2 separate regions of the Homo sapiens genome follow, and region 2 is linked to region 1. Evidence: chromatin contacts called from ENCODE Hi-C or POLR2A ChIA-PET data. All regions are on one chromosome and are shown on one strand. The core of a region is the stretch at or near the end of the contact, and the rest is flanking DNA. Distances in the headings are between cores, read along the strand shown.

Region 1 (4,369 bases), core at 950-3,449:
GCAGAGTGTCAAGTGATTATTCTCTGCTTTCTTCTCATGTGAAATGTTCAGAACAGAAAGAAAATATTTTTTAAAAAGCCACTCATGGCTGGGCACGGTGGCTCAAGCCTGTAATCCCAGCACTTTGGGAGGCCGAGGCGGGAGGATCACAAGGTCAGGAGATCGAGATCATCCTGGCTAACAGGGTGAAACCCTGTCTCTACAAAAAATACCAAAAATTAGCCAGGCATAGTGGCACACGCCTGTGGTCCCAGCTACTCGGGAGGCTGAGACAGGAGTATCGCTTGAACCCGGGAGGCAGAGGTTGCTGTGAGCCAAGATTGCACCATTGCACTCCAGCCTGGGCGACAGAGCGAGACTCTGTCTCAAAAAAAAAAGAAAAAAAAAAAAAGCCCATTCATTGCACTGTGAAAAAAACAAAAAAGAACCGTTAAAATCTTGCATCTGTTTGAAAAGCAAATAAAGGACAAATAAGCCGGGCGCGGTGGTTCATGCCTGTAATCCCAGCACTTTGGGAGGCTGAGGCGGGCGGATCACGAGGTCAGGAGTTCGAGGGCAGCCTGGCCAACATAATGAAACCCCATCTCTACTAAAAATACAAAAATTAGCCGGGCATGGTGGCGCCTGCCTGTATTCCCAGCTACCAGGAGGCTGACGCAGGAGAATCGCTTGAACCTGGGAGGTGGAGGTTGCAGTGAGCCCAGATTGTGCCACTGCACTTCAGCTTACCTGCCATTGGGCAACAGAGTGAGACTTCGTCTCAAAAAAAATAAATAAATAAAAAGAACAAATAGTTGATAATGTTGTGTTTGGAGAGACAAAGTTAGCATTTGGGAATGTAGAAAAGAAACTGGAAACAAGATTTCCTTCAGGCCCTAAAACAGTTAGGCTGGGGGAACAGAGTCCTGGATTTGAGGTCCTGCTTGCCATACATTTGAAAAATGCTGGGAAAACCAGTTCCCCTGTGGAGTGTTAGAATACTTAAATGGCAGACAATTAGACTGAGTGGCTTTGATGTCCTGGGATTCTATCTAAGGAATCCTAGCTAACTTAGATGAATTTCTTGTAAATTGCAAACTTGGAGAAAAACAAAACGTAGGCTTAACCAACCACTAAATGCTAATAAATCTCTTATTACATAATCAGGAAATTTCATCCTGGACAGTCCAAATAAGGTGACTGCATAATGGCAACCGATCAATTATTAAACGTGGTTGCTTCCTCGTGCACCTTATGAAGACCTTCCCTTCAAGTTTAGCCCCAAACCAGGGCTAGGGGCTTCCAGATTCATAAATCACTGTTTGCTGGAATAAACTCCTTAACATTTCAAAGGTGCTTCAGTTTATTTTTTTAAGAGGAGAAAGGAGACCGGGCGCGGTGGCTCACGCCTGTAATCCCAGCACTTTGGGAGGCCGAGGCGGGCGGATCACGAGGTCAAGAGATCGACACCAACATGGTGAAATCTCCGTTTCTAATAAAAATACAAAAATTAGCTGGGCGTGGTGGTGGGCGCCTGTAATTCCAGCTACTCGGGAGGCTGAGGCAGGAGAATCGCTTGAACCTGGGAGGCAGAGGTTGCGGTGAGCCGAGATCGAGCCACCGAACTCCAGCCTGGCGACAGGGCGAGACTCCGTCTCAAAAAAAAAAAAAAAAAAAAAGAGGAGAAAGGAACCCACAGACCACAGCTCCTCCCACCCAGGAACCTTTCACGGGAGTCGGGACTCTCCCGACAACCCCTCCGTCATCACAGCACAATCCAGGGAAGACGCGGCGCTGCGGGCGCGGGGCTGCCCCGGGAGGGCTCTGGGCCGTGCCGAAGTCACCAGGCAGAGACCGGACAGTCACCCAGCGGCCGGGATCCCGCTGCCGGCCCGGCCCCCACCTGCGCGGGACGGGACTGAGGGCCGAGCTGCGCCAGCGGGACTCGGCCGCACACTCCGGAGCCGACCGCCGGGAGGCCCGGGGCCGCCAGCGCTGGTTCCAGCCAATTCCAACCGATTCCAACCACCCCCTCTCCCTTCTCGGGACACCCTGCTCCGCACACTCACCATTTCCCAGCTTTTGGGGGTCCCAGCGTCCTCCCTATAAATCTCGCAATACCTGCAGGCCACAGGGCGATGGAGCCTGCGGCAGTCACCCGGGACTCTCCGAGAGGCAGCAGACGGGAACCCAGCACCCCGCCGGCCGCAAGGAGACAAAGGCCCCGCCAGATCCCCAAGGCCGCCCCTTCCTCTCTGGCTGCACGCCTGATTGGACAGTTCTCACGCTAGCGCCGCTGACTGGATGGGGCTCCAGGCCCCACCCCCTCAGGTCTTGAGTGACAGGAGGTGCGATCAGACACTGGGCCGAATGAAACAAGAGTGACAGGTTTTTGGGTGCAGCCCTTTTGAAGCGACATTCCTCACGGCACTTCGACCTGGACCCACCTGCCTGGGGGATAATGGCATTTAACCTTGTATATAAGATTATATCCATTCATAAGTTTTACACACACACACACACACACACACACACACACATATATATTTCACAAATAGAAACAATGAATGATAATTATTTTAAAGTTTCCGATTTCATAACCTTCCGGGCCTCTGGTCTTTTGACCAGGCAGCCTGAGCTGTGGAAAGTGAGGCAATCCTCTCAGGCAGCAATATGCAATATAAATAAAAGGTGAGCCACGCGTGTCATTTAAAATTTTCTAGGATCTGGCGGGTCGTGGTGGCTTACGCCTGTGATCCCAGCACTTGGGGAGGCTGAGGAGGGAGGATCACATGAGGCCAGGAGTTTGAGACCAGCCTGGCCAGTATGGCGAAACCCCGTCTCTGCTAAAAGTATTTTTAAAAATTAGCCAGGAGTGGTGGTGGTCGCCTGTAATCCCAGCTACTCAGGAGACTGAGGCAGGAGACTCGCGTGAGCCTGGGAAGCGGAGGTTACAGTGAGCCGAGATCATGCCTTTGCACTCCAGCTTGGGTAATAAGAGGAAAACTCCATCTCAAAAACAAAAACAAAACAAAACAAAAAAATCGGCTGTGAAGACATTTCCTCCTGCAGAAATTTAGCCAAACAGCTGAGTATGTCTTGAAGTCATTCTTTGGTTCTTAACAGGGCAAAGCTATTTTCTAAGACCTAAACCCTGGACTGGCCATGGGGCAAACCCTCACAACACATATGGAATTCATGCACAGTTAATGCATCTCTTACCTTGAACCAGTGGTTGCTACTAATTTTGTTTCTGATTCAGCCCAGTTCTACAACTGCCCTGCTATGCACAGGGCACTGTACTAGCTGCCCTGGCCTTGGTGAACATCATTGTGGGGAGAGGACTTTGCTGGGAAAAAGTTGCATCCCCCCAGATTGAAACCATTCCACTTTCCAAATTGGAGTAAAACTGAAAAGACCTAGGGGAGCACCCAAGGTTACAACATGAATGAATAGCTCAGAATATTTAAAGTCATTTGATGGTATCATGGGTGAGTGTGTCTCACTTCAAACAAAATAAAACACTACTGTTATTCTGAGATTCTAAGTTAGGATTTATGTAAAAATATATAATAATTTTTTTGATACACAACACACATACAAAAAAATACAAAGCATTCATGTAAAGCTCTGTGAGTTATTACAAAGCAAATACAGTTGTATAACCAAGAAATAGAACCAGCATCACTCATATCCCAACAATTACTATCTGCCTCCCTTATCTACCTCCCCAGTGGTAAGTAAGATTATTATTATTATTATTATTATTATTATTATTATTATTATTTTAAGACGAAGTCTCGCTCTTGTCCCCCAGGCTGGAGTGCAATGGCGCGATCTTGACTCACTGCAACCTCCACCTCCCGGAATCGAGCGATTCTGCTGCCTCAGCCTCCCGAGTAGCTGGGATTACAGGCGCCTGCCACCACACCCGGCTAATTTTTGTATTTTTAGTAGAGACAGGGTTTTACCATATAGGCCAGCCTGGTCTCGAACTCCTGACCTCAGGTGATGCACCCGCCTTGGCCTCCCAAAGTGCTGGGATTACAGGCGTGAGCCACTGTGCCCTGCCGATTTTTTTTTTCTTTTTTTGAGACAGAGTCTAACCCTTTCACCCAGGCTGAAGATGCTCTAGCGATCCTCCTACCTCAGCCAACTGAGTAGTTGGGACTACAGGCACACAACCACCACAACTGGTTCATTTAAAGATCTTAAGAGCTAACATTGTACATCACTTTTGCCTTTTCATACAAGCGTTTTATTACAGAAAATTTTAGCCATATACAAAATAAACGAAATAGTATAATAGACCCGTCACCCTGATTCAAGAACTACTCATCTTGTGCCATTTTTCTTTCATCTATGCTTCAACCCATTCTGCACCCACTGC
Region 2 (4,369 bases), core at 671-3,170, 280 kb before region 1:
TCCCAAAAAACAAAATATATATATATATATATATATATATATATATATATATATATATATTCTGTTTTTTTAGGGTTTTTTGTTTTCTTTTGTTTTTATTTTCTTTTTAGAGACAATATCTCACTTTGTCACCCAGGCTGGAGTGTAGCTCACTATAACCTCCAACTCCTAGGTTCAAGCAATCCTCCTGCCTCAGCCTCCCAAGTAGCTGGGACTAAAAGTGCATGCCACTGTACCTGGCTCTGTAAGATTATTTTTTAGTGACTGTTTACTCCACTAGAATGTAAACTTCTTGAGGGCAGGGGCTTTATTTGTTGCCATATCCCCAGTACTTTATTCCTAGTGCCCAGTATATAGTTAAGTGTTTAATAAATACTTGAATGCTTACTACTTTACACCCACCAGATGGACAAGCATGAAGTCTGAGAATACCAAGTGCTGACAAGCACGTAAAGCAAGAGGATTCTTGTATCCCGCTGAGAGCGAAAATTAGTGCATGTGCTTTAAAGAGCAGTGAGATAACTCAAATATGGATATTCTAGCACCAACCATTTTCATTCCTGACACATATTCAATACACTTTCGCACAGGTGCTTTAGGAGAAAGGTACAAGAATTTTATTGTAGCATTCTTTGTATTATATTGCACAAAAGCACTATACAACATTGTACAAAAGCATTGTAGAATTTGGTGTATTTCTCTCTCTCTCCCTCTCTCCACACACGTATCACAGACATTTTTTTTTATTCTGAATCATTTGGGAATAAGTTCACGACATCATGACCAAATAAGAAAGCTGCAGGATTGACATTTACAAAATATTCAAAATATGCAAAACGGTACTATAATATTTATAAATACATACATATATAACAAGCAGAAAGATAGGAATAGGAATAATAAACACTAAATTCAGGCAAGTGGCCGTCTTGGGGACGCAAAAGGAAATGTGTTCAGGAATGAATACCTGGAAGCCTCGCTATCTGGAATATTTTTCTTAAGCTGTGTTGAGGGTACATATTTGTTATTGGCTGTACCTTTTTTGCAAGACATATATTTCAAAATTTTTAAAAGCATTCATTTATTCCTATTTTAATGAGAGTTTTTAAAAATCAGGAATGGGCTGGGTGCAGTGGCTCATGCGTGTAATCCCGACCCTTTGGGAGGCCGAGGTGGGTGGATCACCTGAGGTCAGGAGTTCGAGACCAGCCTGGCCAACAAGGTGAAAACCCATCTCTACTAAAAACACAAAAATTAGCAGGGCGTGGGGGCGCTCCCCTGTAATCCCAGCTACTCGGGAGGCTGAGGCAGAATCGCTTGAACCCAGGAGGCGAAGGTTGCAGTAAATCGAGATCGCGCCACTGCGCTGCAGCCTGGGCGACAGAGTGAGACTCCATCTCAAAAACAGAAAAGAGAAAAGAAAGGGAAAAAAGGGAAGAAAGAAAGGAAGAAAGCAAGCAAGCTCAAGGGTTCTCGGGGTGGGCCATCCCCGAGGCCATCCGCAGATTTTCTCGCACTCTTTGCTCCACCCCCACGTGCAACAAGGACAACCGGCTGCCGCCTCCAGCTTCCAGCAGGGCTAGAAGATGCGCTGCCCGGGGCGGCCAGAGCCCTGCAGAACAAACCGCCGCACGGAATTAGGGGCCGCCGTCCGCGCCTGCCAGGCTTGGAAGCGGACTCGCCCCCAGGGCCACCGCCCTAGGAAACCTCCCGTCGGAAGCCTCCCAAGCAAGCCGCTCACCCGCGGCTCCCGCGCGAGGCGGCGTGGGCGTGGGCGCGGCCCTGGCGCGGCGGCGCGCGCGGGGTGAAGGGAGCCCGGCGCGCTGGCTGCGGCGACGGCGGCCGTTGCTGCGCCGGGTACTGGGGTCGCTGCCTGAGGCGCAGGCGCCGTGGACTCCACCCGCCCCGGGGCCTGGGCTCGCTGTGGACTCGTCATGGCGACCGAGCAGAGGCCTTTCCACCTGGTGGTGTTCGGCGCGTCTGGCTTCACCGGCCAGTTCGTGACCGAGGAGGTGGCCCGGGAGCAGGTGGACCCGGAGCGGAGCTCCCGCCTGCCCTGGGCCGTGGCGGGCCGCTCCCGGGAGAAGCTGCAGCGGGTGCTGGAGAAGGCGGCCCTGAAGCTGGGTACAGCGGCGGGGCGGGACGGGGCTGCGCGGGCGGCTGGGCCGGGGACCCCGCATCGCCCCAAACGAGCGTTTCTCCCGCAGGGATGCGCCCTACGTGTCCCCGAGCCCTGCGTGAGGACAAGAAGAGGAGAGGGAGAGATGTTTCAAATACTGCCATAGCTTTGTCCCACCTCCTTAACTATATGTGTGTGTGCGCGTGCGTGTATAATATACACACACATTTTTTTTTCTTTCCTTCTCCTCTTTCCCGCTTTTTGCATTTCTGCCTCAGTTTGGGGAGCTCCCCTGGCGAAATGGTCAAGAACTTGAGTTGTCCCTCTCTCTGCTTCATCCTGCCCCGCAGCGGGGGCACCTGTTGAATCTGCGGGTTTCTAGATGTTTGGTCGGAGAGGAGAGGAGGGCTTTGGTCTCTTGGAGATCGGAGTCTCCCTTTGCCTCGTGTTTTGAGGACGGGAGAGCAAGCTTACGAGTTGTACTGACAGTGTCTTTGTGGCTATTCTGTTTTAGTTTCTTGTTTTGTGTGTAAGAATACTCCAGCAGTCTTCCTCTTCAGAGAATAAAAAGTGTGTATTTCTGGTTTAGACGCTTACGTATTCTCTAAGCATTCAGGTAGCATGTATTTATTGATAATCTAAGCATTCAGGTAGCATATATTTATTGATAATCTAAGCATTCAGGTAGCATATATTTATTGATTCTCTAAGCATTGAAGGAGCATATATTTATTGAGTGACGTTGTCCATGCTAAGACCTGTCCCGAGTCTGGGGTGCAGGATGGGACAGAGAGGAGACAGACACACGGATCCTGCTGCCTTCATGGCTGGGGAGACATCTGACTTACGACTCCGTAGCCTTTAAATTTGGCTATTAACTCCCGTAGATTTCCCTTATACAGACACCCATTAGAGTTCTGGAAATACTACATTCTTTCTGTTTAATCTACTTTCATACAATGCCCTGCTCGGAGTGCTTTTGTTCGTGGTTATGTACAGAAGACACCACGTAGGCTGGACTCTCCTACAGCTTTTGGTGCTGACACTACCAACACGTAATTCTGACCAAAGAGCTTTTTGGTCGTTATTTTTCCAACAGAAGTAATTTTACTATGAAAATATATGCTTCCATTTCTTTTTTCGGCTCAGCAAGATCGTACCGGTACAGCCTAGTCACTTATCATATATAATGCCCAAATCAAGTTTCATTGTGGGGGGATATACCTTCACCTATTGAAACCTGCATCACTTAGTTGAGCCAGTTAATTCCAATTATTTTCTTATGAGCCTGTGTGTGTTTATATAGCGTGTGCTTTTCACCTCAGAGTTCTAATTTTTTGTTTTTTGTTTGTTTGTTTGCCATTCTCCTGCCTCAGCCTCCTGAGTAGCTGGGACTAGAGGCGCCCGCCACCACGCCCTGCTAATTTTTTTAGTAGAGACGGGGTTTCACCGTGTTAGTGAGGATGGTCTCGATCTGCTGACCTCGTGATCCACCCTTCTCGGCTTTCCAAAGTGCTGGGATTACAGGCGTGAGCCACTGCACCCAGCCCTGATGGTTTTGATGTTAACAGTCAGTCCGAAACTCTCCATCACCTACAATTGGATCATAGTAATTGTTTAGTGGTTGATGAGAAACTTTATTTTTTTAAAGACAAGTTCTCATTCTGCCACCCAGGCTGGAGTACAGTGGCGTGATCACAGCTCACTGCAGCCTTGACCTCTGTGTCTAAGTGATTCTACCGCCTCAGCCTCCTGAGTAGCTGGTACTACAGGCTATGCCACCATGTCAGATAATTTTTTTTTTTTTTTTAGTAGAGACAAGGTCTTGCTATGTTGCCCAAGCTGGTCTGGAACTCCTGAGGTCAAGAGATCCTTGCACCTTGACCTTCCAAAGTGCTGAGCCACTGCCCCTGGCCAAGAAACTATTTTATGACATAAATTTCTTGTTGGAGAGGAAGTCTGGATAGTTATCTGCTCAGCATTTAAACTTGATTGTGAAATTGTCATGTTACACAGGGTTGTTATTTACACAACGCTTTGATTCGATTTTTTTTAAAAGGTCAGTTTTTTAGTAACTCTTAGTGTTAACTCAGTTTTCCTCATAATTTTTTCCTTTTGTATTACCTGATTAAAAACAGTTTTATCTTTTGTCTAAGCAGGAGAGCTAGCTTTCAGCATATCAGTGTATTTAGTAATTTGCTGTCACTGATTACTGTAAAAAGAAGATAAGGAAGATATAATCCTCTACTG

The links. Hi-C counts contacts between places; a loop is a spot of excess contacts on that map. ChIA-PET counts read pairs that join two places held with the same protein, here RNA polymerase II (POLR2A). Pooled maps may share reads with other maps.
Region 2: a loop to region 1 is called in a pooled map, with 10 times the contacts of the local background. The contact joins the promoter of SCCPDH here to the promoter of ZNF695 in region 1. A Hi-C loop is called at or near these places in 4 of 50 pooled maps. POLR2A ChIA-PET finds 5 or more read pairs at or near these places in 2 of 52 experiments (PC-3 and activated CD4-positive, alpha-beta T cell).

What each region holds. Positions count from the first base shown.
Region 1 is chr1:247,005,858-247,010,226 of GRCh38, forward strand. ZNF695 (zinc finger protein 695) reads right to left here and starts at 2,200. Exons shown (of 4, transcript NM_020394.5): 1 at 2,049-2,200. The coding sequence starts at 2,051. All of the region lies in intron 1 of ZNF670-ZNF695 (ZNF670-ZNF695 readthrough (NMD candidate)), which reads right to left. RefSeq lists silencers at 1,793-1,892, 2,393-2,452.
Region 2 is chr1:246,722,489-246,726,857 of GRCh38, forward strand. It overlaps SCCPDH (saccharopine dehydrogenase (putative)), which reads left to right and starts at 1,921. Exons shown (of 12, transcript NM_016002.3): 1 at 1,921-2,124. The coding sequence starts at 1,935. RefSeq lists an enhancer at 1,355-1,514 and silencers at 1,725-1,854, 1,895-1,964, 2,065-2,274.